Linked DNA regions of Homo sapiens: region 2 is linked to region 1. A link is a loop called in an ENCODE intact Hi-C map of the cell type or tissue named here. Cell type or tissue: gastrocnemius medialis. All regions are shown on one strand. Each heading gives the region's core, and the rest is flanking DNA. Links, peaks and the distances in the headings are about the cores only. Region 1 overlaps LOC124900647 (nascent polypeptide-associated complex subunit alpha, muscle-specific form-like). Region 2 overlaps MAEA (macrophage erythroblast attacher, E3 ubiquitin ligase).

What was found. Peaks named below come from ENCODE experiments on the same cell type or tissue, not always from the same donor. Only the 100,000 strongest peaks of a DNase experiment are listed, where the experiment ranks them.
Region 2: a loop joins it to region 1, with 15 times the contacts of the local background. A loop is called at or near these places in 1 of 110 quality-filtered maps.

The regions. Positions count from the first base shown.
Region 1 is chr4:1,182,666-1,194,376 of GRCh38, reverse strand. LOC124900647 (nascent polypeptide-associated complex subunit alpha, muscle-specific form-like) reads right to left here. Exons shown (of 3, transcript XM_047416477.1): 2 at 1-3,277. The coding sequence starts at 791. It also overlaps a transcript of SPON2 not described here. Among named protein-coding and RNA genes, the nearest start is that of SPON2, 16 kb to the right of the region's middle. RefSeq lists an enhancer at 1-68. In gastrocnemius medialis, for the core only: no CTCF peak of the experiment used is centred there; DNase peaks (open chromatin) are centred at 936, 1,646, 2,126 and 2,626; H3K27ac peaks cover 2,420 bases.
Region 2 is chr4:1,294,872-1,306,582 of GRCh38, reverse strand. The region is part of intron 1 of MAEA (macrophage erythroblast attacher, E3 ubiquitin ligase); the gene reads right to left. Among named protein-coding and RNA genes, the nearest start is that of MAEA, 11 kb to the right of the region's middle. RefSeq lists enhancers at 8,573-9,286, 10,802-11,711. In gastrocnemius medialis, for the core only: no CTCF peak of the experiment used is centred there; a DNase peak (open chromatin) is centred at 5,292; H3K27ac peaks cover 1,757 bases.

The DNA of each region.
Region 1 (11,711 bases), core at 387-4,386:
ACCCTGGGGCTCGGCTCCTTGAACCGCCTCTGAAGTGGTCCCTCTATCGGGACCTGCGGGTGAGCCCCGTTGGTCCTTTTTCCTGCCACCCTGACTGGGCCACCTCCCAATGACATGGCCTTGGCAGAAGAGGCCCGCACACCTCGCCGAAGACCCTTGGAGGAGCCCATTTGCCGTCGTGGGGCTGGGGGTGGAGGGAGGCCGGCCGGAGGGTGTCTCTCTCCCCATAGGCACTGCCTGCTGTGCCCAAAGTCTGGCCGCAGCTCCCCGGAGACGTCCTGTGGGGCCTCTGGCAAGGCCACTTCAAAGCTTGTGGCTGCAGGGAAGGTGGGAACAGCTGCTGGGCCACAGGGCACCCCCCTGGGTTCCACATACTGGCAGCCTCGTCCAAAGAAGAGGGACAGGGAGCAGGGCCCACGCCACCCCCGTGTTATTCCCACAGCTCCCCCACGTCCTTTCCACGCCACCCGCACGTCCTTCCCACACCCCCCACATCCTTCCCACACCGTCCCCCACGTCCTTCCCACGCTGCCCCCCCACGTCCTTCCCACGCCACCCCCCCACGTCCTTCCCACGCCACCCCCCCACGTCCTTCCCACGCCACCCCCCACGTCCTTCCCACACCACCCCCCACGTCCTTCCCACACCGCCCATGTCCTTCCTACACCCCCCACGTCCTTCCCACGCCCCCTACATCCTTCCCACACCCCCCACATCCTTCCCATGCCCCCTCCACATCCTTCCCATGCCCCCTCCACATCCTTCCCATGCCCCCCACGTTCTTGTCCCATGGTCAGCGGCAGGTCCTACGGGAGTGACCCCTGTTGCTGGGGAGGTGTTCTGGTGACACAGGGCTGTAGGGACACACAACCTTCCCTCCTGGAGAAAGGACTCAGTCCCCACCCAGCTCCCCCACACTCCTATTCCTCCTCCCCAGCCCCAGGGTGGGGCCCACTGAGACTGGGGGGGCTCTGGAGAGAGGCCAGGCCTGGCGTGCTGGACTCCCCCAGGACAGATACCCGGTGACGGGGACACCCAGTGATGAAGGGTGTGTGGGGCAGGGGACAGGATGGACCTGGGCAGAGACTGGGACAGGGGACGTTGCACCCTCCAGTGCCCACTGAGTCTCTGCAGTGACATCCACTTTCTCTCTGCAGGGTCCATTAGCATCCTCCAGATCAAAGGCAGGGTCAGCCTCAGATGCAGGCATGTGCATGGTGTGTGAGCACATGTGCTGTGTGTGTGCACCCATGTGTGAGGCGTGTATCTGGCATGGTGCAGCTGTGTCGGGCATGTGTACGTATACAAGTGTGTGCACGTGTGTGTGGCATGCATGCATGTCCACATATGTGTGTGGGCCTGGTGGGTACTCAGATGTCTCCATCCCATGCCCCACCCTGTGCCAGATGAGGTGGCAGCAGAGAAGGGACCCCAGCAGCTGCTGCAGTGGACATTGAGCTCTGCCCCCTCCCTGGCACCTCCTTCCACTCGGCCTTGCTTCTGAGGGCCCCTGGCTGCTGGAACAGCCTGATGTGAGGGCTTGATGCTGGGCCGTGGCCTCAGCAAGCCTCTCCTTGGCCGGTGGCATCTCCCTGGGGTGTATGTGGGGCTGGGGCAAGTGCTCTCTGGGCTAAAGGAGCAAAGGCTTCCAGCAGGATGGCCGTACCCCCCAAGCCTTCCTAGAATCCAGGCTGCGAGCTTCTGTGTTAAGAGGCTAAGAAACAAGGAGGCAGGTCCCTCTTTGTTTGCCCCGGGCAGCTCCGGCTTAGCCTGAGCCACCCTCTGCTGCTCTGTGCTGCTCCCGCTGCCCTTTCCAGCCCAGGGGTGCTGCTGGGAAGAGGCTTCCCTGTGAGCACTCAGCCTTCTCACCCTAATGCCAATCCGAAAATGGCAACTGAGTTTAGCTACAGCAAAGGGCTTTACCATCGTGTCAAGAGATTGAGAGTAGGAAACTCTATTGGGAAAAAGAAAATGTGAAATTTAAAGCATAAATCCCTGAATTCCAAATCCCTTTCCTTGGCTCCACAGCCAACCCTGGCCAGCCAGCACAGGGCTGCCAAGACCAGCCCTAGGGCTGACTCAGAGCTTGGACAGAGTCCCACACTCAGTAGAGCTGCTTGGCTGGCTGTGGGTCACGAGGAAAGGGATTATCTCTGTGCTAAAGCATGTGGGGCCATCTGGTGAGGTCACCCCCATCCCACACTCTGCAGAGGAAGAAACTGAGGCCTTGAGAGAGCTTAACCCATGCCGGGTCACACAGCCGTGGACAGGCCTGAGCTGGAATCCTTGTCCCCTGACGCTAGCATGGGGCTTCCTCTGGCCCCTCCTTGCTGTGGAGAGATGAGGGGCACCCACATCCTCATGGGGCTGAGTCTCTTCTATCCCATCAGAGCCCTGGAAACAGGGACCCAAGTGGTCTGCGGCCACCAGCCTGGGTGTGGCCTGAAGGCTGGGTGTGTAGGCCTATGGGGAGGGGCTGGCTGTCCTGGGAGCTATGTACCTGAATGTAGAATGACAGGAACTCACTGCAAACCTTGGTAACTTGTGGGCACCTCCTCCACCCTCTCTCCACACTGATCCAACCGCTGCCTCGCACACACCCTATGGTTCTGGTGTCCCCTCCAGGCAGGGCCTACACAGCCCGAGGAGGCCTCTGTCCTTGCACTCCCACTAGGCAGAGGTCTCTCCTGCCCCTGGCCTTCCCAGTGGATTTCAGTGCTGAGTTCTGAGCCAAGGTGTGAGAGGAGGGGCGCCATCATCCCAAGGAGTGCACTCTAGGCTGAACTGTCAGGGAAGAGCATCAAGGAGCCTCCAGCACCTTCACTGGGAGACTGGCTCCTCAACCCTGTCCGTCTACTCCTGTGGGCCAAAACTCACGACTTTTACTTTTAGGTCTTTGATCAATTTTATACATGGTTAATTTTTTTGTATATGGTGTGAGGTAGGAGTCCAAATACCTTCTTTTGCAAATGGAGGTCCAGTTGTCTGAGCACCATTTGCTGAGGAGCTGATCTCTCCTCAAGTGAGTGACTTTGGCACCCTTGTTGAAACCAGTTCACCATAAAAGTAGGGGTTTATTTTTGGACTTTCAATTCTGTTCCATTGTCTCTATACCTAGCCTTAAGCCAGTACCATACTGTCTTGATTACTACAGTTTTGTAGTAATTTTTGAAATTGGGACGTGTAAGTCTTCCAATTTAGTTCTTTTATTGGGTAGTTTTGGCAATCTGAGGCCTCTTGCAATTCCGTATGAATTTTAGGATCAGACTTTCCATTTCTGCAAAAAAAAAAAAAGAAAAAAAAAGCAGTTAGAATTTTGATGGGGATTGGATTGAATCTGTAGACCAATATGGGGACTATTGCTGTCTTAACAATATTAATTCTTCTAATTGAGGAACACAAGATGTCTTTCCACATATTTAAATGTTTAATTTCTTCTAATGATGTTTTGTAGTTTTTAGTGTTCAAGTTGTGTACTTCTTTGATTGAATTTATTCCTAAGCTTATTCTTTTGATGTGATTATAAATGGAATCGTTTTCTTAATTTCATTTTCATATTGTTCATTGTTTTAGAAACGTGACTGATTTTTATAATATTGGTCTGTATTTTCAGCCTTGCAGAACTCATTTCTCAGCTCCAATGTTTTTGCATGGATTTCTGATGATTTTGTATGCATGAAATCATGTCATCTGCAAATAGAAATAGTTTTACTTCTTCCTTGCCAACCTGGCTGCCTCTAATTTTATTTTCTTGCCTAATCATTCATATTGAACCAACTTTGCATTCATTGTGCATAATCTTTTCGAAAATGTTGCTGGATTAAGTTTACTGGTATTTTGTTGAACATTTTTTGCAGCTATATTCATAAGAGATACTGGAAAGTTTATTTTTTGTGTGACGATTTTGTCTAGTTTTGGTATCAGGGTAATACTGGCCTCTGAATGAGTGAGGAAGTGTTCCCTATTTTGGAAGAATTTATGAAGGATTGGTATTAATTATGCTTCAAACATTTGGTAAAATTCACCAGGGAAGCCATCTCATCCTGGGCTTTTCTTTGTGGGAAGTTTGTTTTTTTTTGTTTGTTTTTTTTTTTCCTACTTCAATCTCTTCATTTGTGTTAGGTCTATTCAGATTTTGTATGTCTTCATGAGTCAGTTTCAGTAGTTTGTGTCTTTCCAGGAATTTGTTCATTTCATTTAGATTATTTAATTGGTTGGCACATTGTTCATAAGAGTCCCTCATAAATCTTTTAATTTCTGTAATGTCATTAGTAATGTCTTCTATTTCATTCCTGATTTTAGTAAATTTGAGTCTTCTCTTTTTTCTTAGTCTGGCTATTCAATTTTCTTGATCTTTTCAAAAACCAACTTTTTTTTTTTTTTTTTTGAGATGGAGTCTCACTCTGTCACCCAGGCTGGAGTGCAGTGGCATGATCTCAGCTCACTTACAAGCTCTGCCTCCTGGGTTCAAGCCATTCTCCTACCTCAGCCTCGTGGGTAGCTGGGACTACAGGTGGGTGCCACCATGCCCGGCTAGTTTTTTGTATTTTTTAGTAGAAACGGGGTTTCACCATCTTAGCTAGGATGGTCTCGATCTCCCGACCTTGTGATCCGCCCGCCTCAGCCTCCCAAAGTGCTGGGATTATAGGTGTGAGCCACCGCACCTGGCCTTCCAAAAACCAACTTTTGTTTTTTGTTTTCTTTTCTTTCTTTCTTTCTTTTTTTTTTTTTTTTTTTTGAGACAGGGTCTCACTCTGTTGCCCAGGCTGGAGTGCAGTGGTGGCATGATCTTGGCTCACTGCAGCCTCGACCTCCTGGGCTCAAGCCTCCCAGGTAGCTGGGACCACAGGTGCGTGCCACCACACCCAGCTATTTTTTATTTTTGTAGAGATGGGGTTTTACCGTTTGCCCCTGCTGGTCTTGAACTCCTGAGCTCAAGAGATCTGCCTGCCTTAGCCTCCTGAAGTGCTGGGATTACAGGTGTGAGCCACCATACCCGGTCTGTTTTAATTGATCTTTTAAATTATTTTTCTACTGTAATTTATCTCTGCTCTACTATTTATTATTTCCTTCTGCTTGCTTTGACTTACTGTGCTGTTTTTTTCTCGTTTCTTTAGGTGGAAGGTTGGGTTATTGATTTGAGATCTCTTTTTATTTAGTGTAAGTATCCACAGCTGTACATTTCCCTGTAAGCACTGTTTAGCTTCATCTGTATTTTAGTATATTGTGTTTTCATTTCCATTTATCTCAAACTATCTTCTAAATTCTCTTGTGAATGCTTCTTTGCCCTATTGGATACTAAGGAGTTCAGTGTTTTATTAACATATTTTTTAATTACCCAAATTTCTTTCTGTTATTGATTTGTAATTTCATTCAATTGTGGTAAGAGAACATACTTTGCATGATTTCAATCATTTTAAATTTGTTGAGATTTATTTTATGACAACATCGGGTTTATTCTGTCAGACATTCCACGTGCACTTGAGAATAATGGGCACAACAACCTTTGCAGTTGTTGGTGGAGTATTCTACAGACGTCTGCCAAGTCTAGGTGGGTTAGAGCCTGTTGACGTCTTCTACTGACTTTTGATTTTCTGTCCTGTTGCTTTATCCATGATTGGAAATGGGCTATTGAAAGCTGGAAGTCTCCAGCTGTTATTGTTGAATTGTCCATTTTGCCCTTCATCATTTCCGCTTTGGCTTCATGTATCTTGGGGCTCTGTGTCAGGTGCACATATGTTGATAACGGTGATATTTTCTTGATGGATGTACCCTTTTATCACTATAAAATATCCTTGTCTGTTTTAACAACTTTTGTCCGAAGGTCTGTTTTCTTTCATATTGTCACAGTCACTCCAGCTCTCTTCTGCTTACTATTCTATCTTTGCTCTTTTACTTCAGAGTGTCTTTGAATGTGCGTTGAATCATGGTTCTTAAAAGTCAGCCCTTCTATCCGCTGCTTTTTAACTGGAGTGTTTAATTAACATTTAGTTGACACTACATACTGAGTTGATAAGGGAGAATTTAGGCACACCATTTGCTATTTGTTTTCCATATCTTAGGTTTTTTTTGTTCCTCTGTTTCCATATGGCCTTCTTTGGTGTTAAATAGATATTTCCTAGTGTCTCATTTCAACATATTTGTCATTTCTTTTTTTTTTTTTTTTTTTTTTTTGAGACGGAGTCTTGCTCTGTTGCCCAGGCAGTGGTGTGATCTTGGCTCACTGCAACCTCCTCCTCCCAGTTTCAAGCAATTTTCCTGCCTCAGCCTCCTGAGTAGCTGGGATTACAGGCACCCGCCACCACGCCTGGCTAATTTTTTTTTTTTTGTATTTTTTAGTAGAGACGGTGTTTCATCGTGTTGGCCAGGCTTGTCTTAAATTCCTGACCTCAGGAGATCCACTAGCCTTGGCCTCCCAAAGTGCTGGGATTATAGGCGTGTGTTGCTGTGCCTGGCCTGTTATGTGTATTTTATTACAATAAAAAATTGGGGAAAACATTTTCAAAGGGCAGTGTAAAAATAAATAGTTTATGTGTGTAGCTCTTTTTTCTCCTACCTGATTTAAAAGACAACTGCAGAGAGTGATGATTAGACATCTGTGCTGGTAGTCAAATGATGTGTAAACATTTAAATTATATGACAGTGATAGCACAGAGGAGGAGGAGGGAACAGAGCTATATATGCGCAAAGTTTTTGTATACCATTGACATTAAATTATAATTAATCTGAGATCAGTTGTTATAAATTAAGATATTAATTGTAATCCCTAGGGCATCTGCTAAAAAGACACCTTAAAAGGTATAGTAAAAGAAATGACAGAGCAAGACTTTGCCTCAAAAAAAAGATACATATAACATAAAATTTACCATCTTAGCCATTTTAAAGTGTACAGTTGAGTGGCATTAAAAACATTCATCATGTATAAACGTCACCCCATCCATCTCCATAACACTTCATCTTGTGAAACTGAAACTGTGCACTCATTAAACAACAACTCCCCATTTCTGCTCCCCCCAGCTTCTGGCAACCACCAATCTGCTGTCTGTCTCTCTGAATGTGACTATTCTAAGTACCTCATCTAAGTGGAATGACACAATCTTTGTGTTTTGTGACTGGCTTATTTTACTTAGCATAATGTCCTCAAGGGTGATCCATATTATAGCATATGTCCTTCCTTTGTAAGGTGAAATTTCCTTTCTTTCTAAGGCTAAATAATATTCTGCTTATCTGTTTGTTCATTGGTAGGCACTTGAACTGATTTTGCATTTTAGCTGTTGTGAATAACGCTGCTATGAACTTGAGTATACAAATATATTTTCAAGACCCTGATTTCCATTATTTTGGGTATATACCCACAGTTGCAATGTGGGATCATACAGTCATTCTATTTCTAATTTTTTGAGGAACTCTTATCGTGTTTTTCATAGGAACTGTGTCATTTTATATTCCCATCAATAGTTCTCCAGGGTTCCAGATTCTCCACATCCTTGCCAATACTTGTTATTTTGGGGTTTTTTTGATAGTAGTCATCTTAATGGGTGTGAGGTGATGTCCTATTATAGTTTTAATTTGCATTTCCTCAGTAATAAATGATGTTGGGAATCTCTTCATTTGCTTATTGACCATTTGTAGATCATCTTTGGAGAGATGTCTATTCATGTCCTCTGCCCATTTTTAAATTGAGTTTTTTGTCTTAGAGTTTTAGGAGTTCTCTATATATTCTGGATATTAGTGCCTTATCAGATAAATGATTTGTAAATATTTTCTCCCATCAGCTGGGTGCAGTGGCTCACACCTGTAATCCCAGCACTTTGGGAGGCCGAGGTGGGTGGATCACCTGAGCTCAGGAGTTTGAGACCAGCCTGGGCAACACAGTGAAACCCCGTCTCTACTAAAATACAAAAAATTAGCCGGGCACGGCAGCATGCGCCTGCAATCCCAGCTACTTGGGAGGTTGAGACAGGAGAATTGCTGGAACCCGAGAGGCAGAAGTTGCAGTGAGCCAAGATTGCACCACTGCACCCCAGCCTGGGTGACAGAGGGAGACTCCATCTCAAAAAAAAAAAAAACATTTTCTCCCATCTTTTGAGTTGCCCCTTTACTCTGTTGATGTTGCCTTTTTTTTTTTTTTTTGAGACGGAGTCTCGCTCTGTCACCCAAGCTGGAGTATAGTGGCCCGATCTCAGCTCACTGCAAGCTCCGCCTCCCAGGTTCACACCATTCTCCTGCCTCAGCCTCCTGAGTAGCTGGGACTACAGGCGCCCACCACCACGCCCGGCTAATTTTTTGTATTTTTAGTAGAGATGGGGTTTCACCGTGTTAGCCAGGATGGTCTCGATCTCCTGACCTCGTGATCCGCCCGCCTCGGCCTCCCAAAGTGCTGGGATTACAGGCGTGAGCCACCACGCCCGGCCAGATGTTGCCTTTTGATACACAAATATTCTAATTTTCATGACGTCCACTTTGTCTATTTTCTTCTTTTGTTGCCCATGTTTTTGGTGTCATATCCAATAAATCATTGTAAAATCTGAAGTTGTACAGCTTTGTCTTATGTTTTCTTTTAAGAAGTTTATAGTTTTAGGTATTACATTTAGGTCTTTAATCAGTTTTGAGTTAATTTTTGCATACAGTGTCAGGCAAAAGGTCCAACTTCATTCTTTTTTTTTTTGGAGATGGAGTCTCACTCTGCTGCCGAGGCTGGAGTGCAGTGACGCGATCTCAGCTCACTGCAATGTCCGCCTCCCAGGTTCAAGAAATTCTCCTGCCTCAGCCTCCCAAGTGGCTGGGATTACAGGCATGTGCTACCATGCCTGGCTAATTTTTGTATTTTTAATAGAGACGGGGTTTCACCATGTTGGCCAGGCTGGTGTGGAACTCCCGACCTCAGGTGATCCGCTCGCCTCAGCCTCCCAAAGTGCTGGGATCACAGGCTTGACCAACTTCATTCTTTTGCATGTGGATGTCCAGGTTTTCCAACACCATTTGTCAAAAAGACTATTCTGGCCGGGCATGGTGGATTATGCCTGTAATCCCAGCACTTTGGGAGGCCGAGGTGGGCAGATCACTTGAGGTAAGGAGTTCAAGACCAGCCTGGCCAATGTGGCAAAACCCAGTCTGTATTAAAAATACAAAAAAGAAATTAGCCAGGGGTGGTGGTGCACATCTGTAATCCCAACTAGTCGGGTGGCTAAAGGAGAATTGCTTGAACCCAGGAGACGGAGGCTGCAGTGAGCCGAGATTGTGCCACTGCACTCCAGCCTGAGCAACAGAGTGAGATTGTGTCAAAAGAAAAAGAAAAAAGACTATAAGACTATTATTTCTCCCATTGAATGGTCTTGGCACTTTTGTCAAAAATCATCTGGCCATATATGTGAGAGTTTATTTCTGGCATAAAGATAGAGCATAGCTTATTGCTTATTGTATTCTTTTTTTTTTTTTTTGAGACAGAGTCTTGCACTGTCGCCCAAGCTGGAGTGCAGTGGCAAGATCTCGGCTCACTGCAACCTCCGCTTCCTGGGTTCAAGTGATTCTCCTGCCTCAGCCTCCCAAGTAGCTGGGATTACTGGCACACACTATGACACCCGGCTAATTTTTTAAATTTTTGTTTAGTAGAGACGGGTTTCACTATGTTGACCAGACTGGTCATGAACTCCTGACCTCGTGATCTGCCTGCCTCAGCCTCCCAAAGTGTTGGGATTACAGGCATGAGCCACCGTGCCTGGCCAGCTTATTGTATTCTTGATTACTGGAACCTTGTAGTAAATTTACTAGATTATTAGATTTTGATTACTACAGCTTTGTAGGAGATTTTGAAATCAGGAAGTGTGAGTCCCCCAGCTTTGTTCTTCTTTTAAAGATTATTTTGGCTACTTGCGGTCCCTTCAGAGCCCATGTGAATTTTAGAGTGGTTTTTTCTGCTGCTCTCTTTCGGTTTTGGTTTGCTTGGAATCCCTTTTTTCACCCTTTCCCTTTCAGTGTACTTGTGTCTTTGAATTTAAATCAAGATTTTTGTAGACAGCATTGAGCTGAATTATGTGTGTGTATTCATTCTGCCAATCTCTGTCTTTTGAGTAGAGAGTTTAATTCATTTTCATTTAAAGTAATTACTGGCCAGTTGCAGTGGCTCATGCCTGCAACCCCAGCACTTTGGGAGACTGAGGTGGGTGAATCACTTGAGCTCAGGAGTTTGAAACCAGCCTGGGCAACATGGTGAAACCTGGTCTCTACGAAAAATTAGCTGGGCATGGTGGTATGCACCTGTAGTCTCAGCTACTTGGGAGGCTGAGGTGGAGAATCACCTGAGCCTGAGAGGCTGAGGCTGCACTGAGCCATGATCTTGCCACTGTACTCTAGTCTGGGCAACAGAGTGAGACCCTGTCTCAAAATAACTAACAAAATAGATAAATAATCACTGATAATGAGGGATTTACATCTGTCATTTTGCTGTTTGTTTTCTATTTGCGTTATAGTTTTTTGTCCTCCATTTTTTGTATTACTGTCTTCTTTTAGGTTTAGTTGATTTTTCAAGTGAAATATTTAAATTCCTTTCTCATTTCCCTTTGTGTACATTATATAGCTATTTCCTTTGTGGTTACCATGGGGATTACATTTAACATTCTAATGTTATAACTCTAATTTAAATTTATACCTGCTTAATTTCAATAAATTCTACTCCTTTACAGCTCTATCCTACCTCTTTCAGTTGCTGATGTCACAAAATTACATCTTAATTCACTGTGTGCCTCAAAACATAAATTAATAATTTTAAAAAATGCATTAGGCTCAAAGTATGAACAAAACGTGGAGTTACAAACCAAAGTGACGAGAATACTAGCTTCTTGACTCATGCTTTTAAAAAACACATTCTCTTAAATCATTTAGAAAACAAAAAAGTGGGGTTACAAGCCAGTGTTACTATAATACTAACTTTTATCATTGCTCACATATCTACTTTTATTGAGATCTTTATTTCTTTATATAGCTTCAAGTTATGGTCTAGTGTCTTTTCATTTCACCCTATAGGACTTCCTTAAGCATTTCTTGCAGGGCAGGCCTAGAGGTAGTGAACTCCCTCATTGTTTTCATTGTTTAAAGTTTTATTTTCTCTCTCTTTCTTTTTTGTTTTTTTTTTTTTTTGATGGAGTTTCACTCTTGTTGCCCAGGTTGGAGTGCAGTGGTGCGATCTCTGCTGACTGCAACCTCCACCTCCCGTGTTCTAAGCGATTCTCCTGCCTCAGCCTCCTGAGTAACTGGGATTACAGGCATGCACCACCACACCCAGCTAATTTTTGTATTTTTAGTGGAGATGGGGTTTCACCATGTTGGCCAGGCTGGTCTTGAACTCCTGACCTCAGCTGGGATTACAGGAGTGAGCCACCACACCCAGCCCTCTCTCACTTTTGAAGGACAGTTTTGCTAGATATAGAGTCCTTAGTTTTTTTTTTCTTGAACACTCAGAATATATATCAGCCCACTGCTTTCTGGCCTCCAAAGTTTTTGATATCTGCTGATAATCTTGTGGCAATTCCTTGTATGTGATGAGTAATTCCTCTTGTTGCTTTCAAGATTCTGTCTTTTTATCTGTCTTCCAAAAGTTTGATGTATCTTGGTGTGGGTTCTTTGAGTTCATCTTACCTGGAGTTTGTTGAGCTTAGATGTTTATATACATGTCTTTCATCAGATTTGGAAAATTTTAAACTATTATTTCTTCA
Region 2 (11,711 bases), core at 3,680-7,679, 110 kb before region 1:
GCCAACTCCTGCAGCCTCAGTATTACGACAAGCAAGCCCCCCAACCCACTTTTCTTTTCTTTTTTCTTGAGACACAGTCTCACTCCATCACCCAGGCTGGAGTGCAATAGCGTGATCTCGGCTCACTGCAACCTCCGCCTCCCGGGATCAAGTGATTGTCCTGCCTCAGCCTCCTGAGTAGCTAGGACTACAGGTGCCTGCCACCTCGCCCGGTTAGCAATCCCATTTTTTTAATGGGGAAAAGGTTTGAACAGGAACATCACAGAGAAGTTCTATGAAGGGCAGGTAATCTCCAGGAAGACGTGCAACATCATGAGTCATCAGGGAAATGCAAATTAGACCACAGCGGAAAGCGCGATGGTGAATTTTATGGGTCCATTTGACGCTGCCAGGTTCCCCAACAAACATTTGGCCAAGTATTATTCTGGGTGTGACTGTGAGAGCATTCTGGGATGGGATTAATATCTGAATGGGTAAACTGAGGAAAGCCCACAGCCTTCCCCGTTGGGGAGGGGCCCTGCCCAATCTGCTGAGGACCTGAAGGGAAAGGCAAGGCTGGGTAAGAAGGAATTCCTCCTGTGGGCGGGGCATGGTCTTTTCTGGCCTTTGCACTTGGACTAAAACCCTGGCTCTTCTTGGATCTCCCGCCCGCCCGACAGCTTCCGGGTTAAAACTGCTACTGTCAGCCCTCTTGGTTCTCAGGCCTTGAGACTGAGACTGGAACTACATTTCAGCTCTCCTGGGTCTCCGGCTCGGGACTTAGCTTTGATAACTGCACCAGCCAATTCTTTGTGACACAGCTCCTTACACGCACGCGTGCGCACGTGCACGCACGCACACTCCCACACACGCGTGCGCACACACACATGTGGGTGCCACTGGCTCTGTTTCTCTGGAGAACCCCGGCACCCAGAAGAACAGTTCCAAGTCAAGAGGCCGCCACCACATGCTGGTGGAGCCGGGATACCTGGACTCTTGCTGGCAGCAGTTCTGATGATCCTTCTGGAAAAAGCGCTTAGTTCTTTAAAAGGTAAAGACACCTACCAGATGACTCAGCCATTCCACTCCCAAGAAAAATGGACATACAATATCCACATACAGGTGCAGGAATGCTTGTTCACCACAGTTCCAATTGTCCATTGACCAGGATGGGTAAACAAACCACGGTGTGTCCACACCGAAGAGTCCTCCAGCAATCAGACGGAGGGCCGCGCCGCCTGGAAGCAGCGGGGCACAGCAGCACAAGCAGGCTCCACTCACAAGGCACCCTCACCAGGGCCGGGCTCACCTAGTGCAGCGGCTTTCCACAGGGACCACTTGCTCCCCAGGGGACACCTGGCAATGTGTGGAGACCTTTTTGATTTGCCACAAGTGGAGCATGGCTGTGAACTGGGCAAACCGCAAGAGGAAATTAACTGGAACAAAGAAAACCTTAACGATCCACCAAAAAAAAAATGAAAAAATGAAGACAAAAGCATGGGAAATAGAAAGCAAAATAAGATGGTGAAGAGAAGTCCACGGTATTAATAATCATCATAAATCTGGATGGCTATGGAAAGACAGAAACATCAGTACAACTTTTTTGTTTTTAAAACATCTCTGAGAAACCGAAGCAGATAAAAAAAGGATAAAGCCACAAAGCAGTACCATTCAGTAGAGTATAGCGTGAGACACATTTGTATAGTTTCAAATTCAATAGAGTATAGCGTGAGACACATTTGTAGAGTTTCAAATTTTCTAGTAGCCATAGTACAAAGAAACACATGAAATGTGTTTTAATATATTTTATTTAACCCAATTTATCCCGAATATGTTCATTTAAACACTTAACATAAATTACCAGGGGCCGGGCGTGGTGGTTCATGCCTGTAATCCCAGCACTTTGGGAGGCCGAGGTGGGTGGATCATGAGGTCAGGAGATGGAGACCATCCTGGCCAACACGATGCCCCCGTCTGTACTAAAAATACAAAAAAATTAGCCAGGCGTGGTGGCGGGTGCCTGTAGTCCCAACTACTCGGGAGGCTGAGGCAGGAGAATGGTGTAAACCCAAGAGGCGGAGCTTGCAGTGAGCAGAGACCACGCCACTGCACTCCAGCCTGGGCGACAGTGCGAGACTCCGTCTCAAATAAATAAATAAGTAATTTTCAGGGCCAAGCATGGTGACTCCTATCTGGAATCCCCGTGCTTTGGGAGGCTAAGGTGGGAGGACTGCTTGAGGCCAGGAGTTGGAGACCAGCCTGGGCAACATAGAGACACCCCCGTCTCTACAAAAAAAAATACAAAATAAACAAACAATAAATAATCATTAGATATTTTACATTCTTTACCCTCTTTGTACTAAACCTTTGAAAGCTAGGGCATACTTTACATTGACAGCACACGACGATTTGGACCAGCAACATCTCAAGTGCTCAACAGCCACATGCGGCTCACAGAAAACACACTGGTGAGGTGAAGGAAACTGGAGCCACACGACTGACAGGGGGAGGAGGGTGCGTGGGGTTTGACGGGAGCTACAGAACCTGGGCCTCACCCTTCAACCCAGGTATTCTACTTCTATGGACCTGGACTAAAAACTCCCGACTCCTGTGTGCAGAGCTACACACCACGGACGCCCCCTGCCCTGCCCGACCCCCACCCTGCCCTGCCGGACCCCCCTGCCCTGCCCGACCCCCACCCTGCCCTGCCGGACCCCCCTGCCCTGCCGGCACTGTGCAAGCATGCTCTTCAGTTGTCTATTAAGCTGAATCATACAAAAAATCCCAATGTCATTTTTAATTTTACCAATTTTTACTGATACAATTCACAGGCCGTAAAATTCACCCCTTTAATATGTACAATTTAGTAGTTTTTAGAATAAGCACAAGGTTGTACAAACCACTCTACTTCTAGATTTTCATCACTCCAAAAAAGGAACCCGCTGTAGTCCCCTCAGACCCAGGCAATCAACCACCAACCAATTCCATATAAATGGAATCACACGTGATGTGGACTTTTGTATCTGGCTTTTCTCACTTAGCATGTTTACCAGGTTCACCTGTGATGTGGCATACAGCGACGCTCCACTCCTCTTCATGGCTGAATGGTCTTCCGTGGTATTCGTATACCTATTTGTTTAGGAATTCACAACTGATGGACCTTTGGCTGCTATCGAGAAGGACATGACATTCTTTTTTTTTTTTGAGACAGAGTCTCACTGTCGCCCAGGCTGGAGTGCAGTAGTGCGATCTCAGCTCACTGTAACCTCTGCCTCCCCGGTTTAAGTGATCCTCCTGCCTCAGCCTCCCAAGTAGCTGGGACTACAGGTGCACGCCACCATGACCGGCTTTTTTTTTTTTTTTTTTTTTTTGTATTTTTAGTAGAGACGGGGTTTCACCATGTTGGCCAGGACGGTCTCAATCTCCTGAGCTCATGATCCACCCGCCCCAGCCTCCCAAAGTGCTGGGATTACAGGCATGAGCCACCACACCCGGCCCGAGGATGACATTCTTAAGAGTTTCTACTGGTCTTGGGGATAAGCTGAGGAGGGGAGCTGCCAGGTCCTATGGTAACTCCGTGTGTCACCTGAAGAACGGCCAGGTTGTTTTCCGAGGTGGCTGCGTATGAGGATTTCAATTCCCCACATTCACACCCAACAACTCGCCATTGTTTTTGCTACAGCCCTTCTGGTGGGGTAGGAAGCAGCACCTCACTGTGGTTTTGGTTTGTATTTCCCTAAGGATTAATGATGTGCTTAGTGGCCATTTGTATATCTTTGCAGAAGTTTGCTAAAATTGTGTGCTCATTTAAAAAATGTTTTCTTGGCTGGGCGCGGTGGCTCACGCCTATAATCCCAGCACTTTGGGAGGCTGAGGCGGGCGGATCACGAGGTCAGGAGATCGAGACCAACCTGGCTAACACAGTGAAACCCCGTCTCTACTAAAAATACAAAAAAATTAGCCGGGCATGGTGGCAGGTGCCTGTAGTCCCAGCTACTTGGGAGGCTGAAGCAAAAGAATGGCGTGAACCCGGGAAGCGGAGCTTGCAGTGAGCCGAGATGGCGCCACTGTACTGCACTCCAGCCTGGTGACAGAGTGAGAATCCAACTCAAAAAAACAAGTTTTCTTTTGCCTTTGTATTAATGAACTAGAAGAGTTCCTAACCTATTCTGAATACTAAACCCTTAACAGATATATGACTGGCAAACATTTTCTCCCTGTTCTGAGCAGCTGTCTTAGTCAGCTCAGGCTGCTGTAACAAAAATATCACAGACTGGGCAACTTAAACAGCAAACACTGATTTCTCACAGTGTAAAGTACTTTTGTTGCATCTATTGAGATGATTATGTGGTTGTTGTCCTTCATTCTATTAATATGATACACGACATTGATTTTCACACGTTGAACCAACTTTGCATTTCTGGGGGAAATCCTACTTAGTCCTGACACATAATCCTTTCTATATTTTGTTTTCTTAGATTTTCTTAGTTTTCTAAGATTTTGTTGAATATTTTGGCATCTATTTTCTCTCATCTGGAACAATGGTCTATGGTTTTCTTGTGATGTCTTTGTCTGGTTCAAGGTTATATCAAAGTTATACTGGCCTCATAGAAGGAGGTGGGATGTAATCCCTCCTTAACTGTTTTTAGAAGAGTTGGTATAAATCCTTCTTTAAATGTTTAACAGAATTCATCAGTGAAACCATCTGGTCTCAGGCTTTTCTTTGTGAGGTTTTTTGTAGTAACTTCACCTGTTATAGGTCTATTCGGTCATCACTTTTAACTTACAAAAATAACAACTGTATATGATTCAACCTAACACTTTTTTCCTTCTACACATTTTGTCTGTGTCCCTTGTCCAGTGCTTATTTATTTTTACTTATTCACTTACTTATTCATTCATTCATATAGGGCGTCACTCTGCTGCTCAGGCTGGAGTGCAGGGACACAATCATGGCTCACTGCAGCCTTGAGCTCCTGGCTCAAGTGATACTCCTGCCTCAGCCTCCCAAAGTGCTGGGATTACAGGCATGAGCCGCTGTGCCTGGCTTGGTATTTGCTTTTAAATTCTGGTTCTATCTTTTCTGGTTATACCAAAGAATTAAACTTTTATTTATCACATCTCCCCAATTTTTCCTAAGTAATTTGTTGCATTACAGCTTTTTATGTTCACGGGATTTCTCTACTTAGCGAATGTTAAATTACATCTCCTCCAGTACATCTTCCCCTTTGGTGACTCACAGCAGTAATCCTCCCTGATTTCGTCACTGAAACAGAATGTGGCAAGCAGTGTGAGTGGAGACATGCGTGAAACGTCTGCACCTGCCCGCCCGCTGCCCCCACACGGTGCCATCAGCTTCAGGATGCGCTTCCTCAAACCTTCTCCAGCGTTTGCCGTGCTTCTGACAGAATTTGCTGACAAAACGCAACGCATTTCAGTGTGTCATCATCATGTTTTCACCAGCACGGGAAGGAAGAATTTCCCCAATGCATGAGGCTCTTTGTCTTTTGCAATTAACCAGAAGAGGTTTCTAAATATTGATCACGAAGCTCATCACAGGGCCAGAAGTGCTGGATTAAGCCCTGGGTGGCAGTTTACATCCCTCTCCGTCCTGGAGGGGCCAGTCTCATGTTCTGGTGCGGGGCATGTAATCACGGTGGCTTCCTGCCATCCTGAGCTAATCTCCCCAAGCACAGCACATACCCTGAGGGAGGCTCACCAAGGAAAAACGCTTCGAATCCCCTAAGAGGCTTCTTGAAAAAATGACACTTCCAGTCAACTTCTGAGGGGATGTAACCAGATTGATGTTGCGCCCTACAAAGCTCGCAGTGGCAAGAGTGCTGTCGGCCCTGAGCTCTGCGCTCCCTGTTGTGTGCACGCCCAGTTAGGCCCAGCCTTAGCCAGCCACTTCCTTGCAGGAACCTTTTAAAGCCACTGGTCCGTCTTGGAAAGGGTATGCGACCTGCGGCAGCGGCACACACGCACGCCACGCAGCCCCAGCCTCGGAAGCCGGCAGCACGGAAGAGCCGGGGCCGTGCCCCACGCGGTCCAGTGCCCTCATCCCCAGGTCACTCCCTGACCAAACAACAGAGACTGCAAGCGGGCAGGAGTGTCAGTTCATAATCACAACATCAGCAGAGCTTCCTCTCTCACCTTTCCATAAAGTATTTCAAAGGGAGCCAGCTGTTCTGCCACAAGGTCACAACTTTGGCAGTTACATACCTGGCTGTGGTGTCTGGCAAGGCCCAGCCCTTCTTGGTGTCCCTTTCATTATAAATAAGAAATATTTATCAAACACAAAAAGAACAATATGATATCATTACGGTTTTCATGCAGAAACACGGCATCCTCTGCTAGTGCCAATCTTCCTTCGGGCCTTTCCTGAAACAGCTCCGTGGCAGTCAGGCTGCCTGCTAAGGATGCTGTTGGATCGTCTGTCTCTGCTGCTTTGGGTTATGGTGAATGGGATGTGTTCTAACTGGCTGGCGGTGATATAGAGGGTGGCGACTGGGTTTCGTGCACTTACTGTATGCCCCGTTATTGTGCTGACTTTCTCAATGGTTACATTTACTTCTATTTCAATTCTTACTGCTTTAGACAGAATTGCCAAAATAATATTTAATATTATTTTGTTCATTTGTTAATTGGAGAATTTATTTCTTCTCTATCCTTCAAAAGAGCTTATAATCCCAGTGGTCAGAAACAAGCAAAATACCGTTATGTGAGACAGCGGTCACGACTCACGAGGGAAAAGGGCAGAAGTGGGAGATGCTGGGGCTGCAGTTTCAACAGTGGAGTCAGAGAAGCTTCACAAGCTGACAGCTCAGCGAAGATTGAAGGAGGTGAGGACATGGGACCACGGACGTTGGCAAAGATTGAAGGTGAGGACATGGGACCATGGACATCTGTGGAAGGAGCGCTCCAGACAGAGGAAGGTGGCAGTAAAACCCTGGGCTCGGCATGCTGGCCTGGCTGAATGGCGGCAGAAAGGCCACTGGGCCCAGCACCCTACAGGGCAAAGGGCCTGGGAGCCACTGTAACGACCCTGGCCTTCATCCCCAGGTCAGGAAACTCCTAGAACAAAAAGACGACAGGATCTGGCGCTGGGGCAGCCGGGGTGGGCATGAGCAGAGCAGGAGCAGCCAGAAGGCTATTCAATATTCCAGAGAGAGATGCGACTTGAGCCGCAGGGGCAGAGGTGGGAAGAGCAGCAGCAGCTGGGCCTGGGCATGTCCTGACGCCAGGGTGGAGGGGCAGACGGGCTGGGCATGAGCTGTGACAACAGAGGCATCAAGGCCAACCTGAAGGTTCTGGCCTGACCAAGGGAGATGGAGGGGCTGCCCTTCCCGAAGAGAAGGGAGACTGGTAGAATTGGTTTGGGCAGCAGGTGTTAAGATGATAAGCTCAGATCTAAATATGCCAAGGAGCTGGGCATGGTGGCTCACACCTGTTATTCCAACACTTTTGGACGCCCAGGAGGGAGGAATGCTTGAGCCCAAGAGATGGAGACCAGCCTAGACAACGGAGCTAGAACCTATCTCTACAAATAAAAAAATTAGCCAGACACGGAAGCAGGCGCCCGTGGTCCCAGTTACCCGGGAGGCTGAGGCAGGAAGATCACCTGAGCCCAGGAGGTCAAGGCTGAAGTGAGCTGTGATCATGCCACTGCACTCCCGCCTGGGTGCCAGAGTGAGATCCCATCTCTAAAAATAATAATAATTTTAATAATAATAATTTTAATGCCAAAGTGCCTTGCCAAGTGGGTATGTTTTACAGGCTACTGGATACAGGGCTCTGGGGTTGGGAAGATACCTGCCTGGGAGTCATCAGTATACACAGAGGGTCCTATCAGTCCACTAGACCCTGTGAGAGCACCAAGGCAGCGGTGCTCACAGCAACACCCAGGGCCAAGGACTGAGCCCGGGGGGAAACGCGAGGATGGCGCTCTAGGAGCCCGAGGGGGTGAGCTGTGTTCCAGCCCTGTGAGAGGTCGAGATGGGCAGCAAGAATCCATCATGGGTCTCAGCAGTGTCTTGGGGTTACCTGGTGCCCTGACTATAGCACTGTGATGGGGGTAAAACCAGATGAGAAGCAATTCCAGAGACCCCAAGGCAGGGCTGGCTCAGACAGAGGGGACCTGTGGGTCCCGCACACAGTTAACCAGAAGACGGCGCGTGTGCCTCTTCGTGGATAACCAGAAGACGGCGCGTGTGCCTCTTCGTGGATAACCAGAAGACGGCGCGTGTGCCTCTTCGTGGATAACCAGAAGACGGCACATGCCTCTTCAGGTCACAGGGATGGGGCAGGGGGTCTGGTGCATGAACAAAGGCTGGCCTTGGGCGGGGCACAAATGACATATCTCCAGTAAAAGAAAGGAAACAGTGAGCACAAGCAGGCAGGCGACAGACAGGGCCAAGCCGCGGGCAGAGCACAAGGACGGGGCAGGCATGGGGGGCTCATGGAGAAGGAGGGGCATATGGAACAGTACCTGGGGTACAGGGTGCTAAAATGCCTCAAGAAGCATGGCTATGCTGCCAGGCAGTACTCGACACCCACTCCAGGCAGCAACCGGGTTCCTCAGCAGATAGGTGCGGCTTCTGTGGCCAGTGCAGGGGCCTTGCACAGCGGGGTTTCCATGCTGGAATGTTCTAGAACAATGGGAAGCAGAGAAGGGCAGGGGATGGGGCTACATCGCGAGGGGTGGAGGCAAGGGAGAAAGGAAACGCAAGAGGCTGACCACAGCCAGATGAGAGCACAGGCCATGAGACCAAGACATACTCTAGAATGCGGCAAGTGGACAAAAGTGAGATGCGAAGTTTAGGAATTTCCCAGACAGACGGGGGAGAAATTGGTTCGGCCAACAGCCATTGACTGACTCCTGTGCCAGGCACTCGTGGGTGTGACGTGAACGACGACAAAGGACGGCCCGTGCCCTCGCAGAGCAGACGCTCTAAAGGAGACGCCCAACCAAAGCACAGAGAGATGCAGGCGACCGCGTCAGACTGTGACGAGTGCTGCAAAGGAAACCAGGCAGGCAAGGGACAAAGGGCAAAAGGAACCACATCCTAATTTTATTTAGGGCAGCAATGAGCCCACACTCAAGCGCGTGCTCTCTCTCTATATGTATGTATACACACACACATACGCACGTACTTTTTCAGGCTCCTCCAAAGCTAGAAATGGCCAGCCCCGTGCTCTGGGGAATGAGCTGAAGTGTAAACGCTTGGGAGGATGTCCACTAAGGCCCCCACGCAGGGAGCTGGCCACGCAGGGCGGCACTGATTCCCCCTTACCCTCCTCCTGGCCGCGAAGGCCGCAGCCCCAGCAGCCATCGTGGACTCAAGGATAAACGTGAGAAACAGAAATCGAGAAAACCTCCGAGTTCTCGGCTGTCACTGAACAAGTGCCGGGGGACATCGCTGTCAACTGACTTGGGAAGGGTGGCTTAGTAAGGCAGGTCTGGGGCTCGTCTGGGGCCCCAAGGCCGAGATGCGGCATTTGGTTTTGCGCCTGGTATCGTATCTTTGAACTGCCTTCCAGACATGCGAAGAGAGCTCCGGGAGGTGACTACACGGGATGGCCTCAGGGAGAGAGGCCTGGGGAGGGCAGCAGTGTGGGGACAGGAGCTTGGAGACCGTCTGTGAAGCCACACAACCTCTGGAGGGCTGGCTGGTGACATAAAACAAAAGGCCTCCAAGACTAGAGAAGACAGCATAGGCAAGTGAGGACATGCAGCGAGGGGTGGGGAGAGCCCAGAGGATGGTGTCACGGGAGCCGAGTGATGGGAGCGTCTCGAGGCAGTGGGGTCCGCTGTGGACTGACCGCTTTCAGGAGCATCATCCTGTCCTCAAGAGGAACATCTGGGTGGAGTGTTGGGGGGCAAAAATCTGATTTAGGTAAAACAGGAAGAGAGACATGAAGGGGCAGAGACAGGGAGTAGTAGCTGGAGGAGGACGGGGGCAAGGAAGGGGTTTTCACGAGAGGAAGACTCAGAGCCACGTGCACACCAGGGAGCTGCACAGCCAATGGGAAAACCGACCAACAGAGAGAGAACCAAGTGCAGGAGCAGCCACAAGGCAAAGGGCACAGCACAGGTGAGGGGGGCACAGCGCAAGTGAGGGAGGCACAGGCACGGGTGAGGGGGGCACAGGCACGGGTGAGGAACGGCACAGGCATGGGTGAGGGGTACAGGTGAGGAATGGCATGGGTGACGGCTGCACAGGCACAGGTGAGGGGGGCACAGGTGCGGGTGGGGGGGCACAGGTGAGGGTAGCATAGGTGAGGTGCAGATGTAGGTGGGGGGCGCACGTGAAGGTGGTGCAGGAGCAGGTGAGGGAGGAGCAGGTGAGGGAGGAGCAGGTGAGGGGGGCACAGGCACAGGTGGGGGGCACAGGTGAGGGCAGCACAGGTGAGGGCAGTGCAGACGTGGGTGAGGGGGGCACAGGTGCGGGTGGGGGGGCACAGGTGAGGGTAGCATAGGTGAGGTGCAGATGTAGGTGGGGGGCGCACGTGAAGGTGGTGCAGGAGCAGGTGAGGGAGGAGCAGGTGAGGGAGGAGCAGGTGAGGGGGGCACAGGCACAGGTGGGGGGCACAGGTGAGGGCAGCACAGGTGAGGGCAGTGCAGACGTGGGTGAGGGGGGCACAGGTGCGGGCGAGGGTGGCACAGGTGTGGGTGAGGGGGTGCAGGTGAAGGCAGCACAGGTGAGGGCGGTGCAGACACAGGTGAAGGGGCAAAGGCGCAGGTGTGGTGGGCACCGGCATGGGTGAGGAGGGCACAGGCGTGGGTGAGGGGGCACAGGCGCTGGGGAGGGGGGCACAGGCGCGGGTGAGGGGGGCAGAGGCACGGGTGAGGGGGCACAGGCGCGGGTGAGGGGGTACAGGAGCGGGTGAGGGGGGTACAGGTGTGGGTGAGGGGGTATAGGAGCGGGTGAGGGGGTACAGGAGCGGGTGAGGGGGGTACAGGTACGGGTGATGGGGCTCATCCACCACGGGTGTGGGAGCAGGTGCAGGTCAGGCAGGGTCTGCGTGACAGGCATGGGCGAGCATGAAGTAGGAGGGAAAGTCTGAGAGAAGGACAGGTATGAAAGGCTCGCCTGGGAGGAGAGGAAGGAGGCTGCTCTGGGCCCCTCCCTCGAGTGGGGCAGCACTCAGGGTCCCGGTCCGGGTCCACAGTCAGCCATCAGCACAGCAGGTGCTTTCTTCTGCTCAGCCACATTCAGCTCAACAGTCACTAAATGTGGTATTAACACAGTGAATAATTCTTTTTGTTCAGGTTTTCAAAATAATGGCCCCTAGCTATAACGATTCTGAAATAACAGACCTAAAAATCATCAGCAGTTACCCCGGCAGGAAGTGTGCTTTGCGATGCCTGGGTCAGCACCCAGACATCCCCACTCGGCCTGAAGCCCCCAGAGGGTGGGGCTCGCAGCACAGCCTCTCTGCAGACGGGGCAGTCACATGCTACAGGCACCGGCCGGCCTTGTCTTCATTCTGGTGCCAATGTGTCTCCTTGGGCTTGCTTCCCATTCTGCTGACCCCTGTACCCACAGACCGAGTCACTGCCCAGCACCCAGTCTCACTGTGAGACCCTCCCTGCACAGCTCTGGGACACCCCCAGCCACATCACCCCAATGGTGCTGTGTGCCTGTGTGCCTACTGGGGTGAGAGCCGGCCAGGACTTCAACACGGTCCACAGAGCCTCACCCCAAAACTTAGCTCCGCCAACCAGCTCA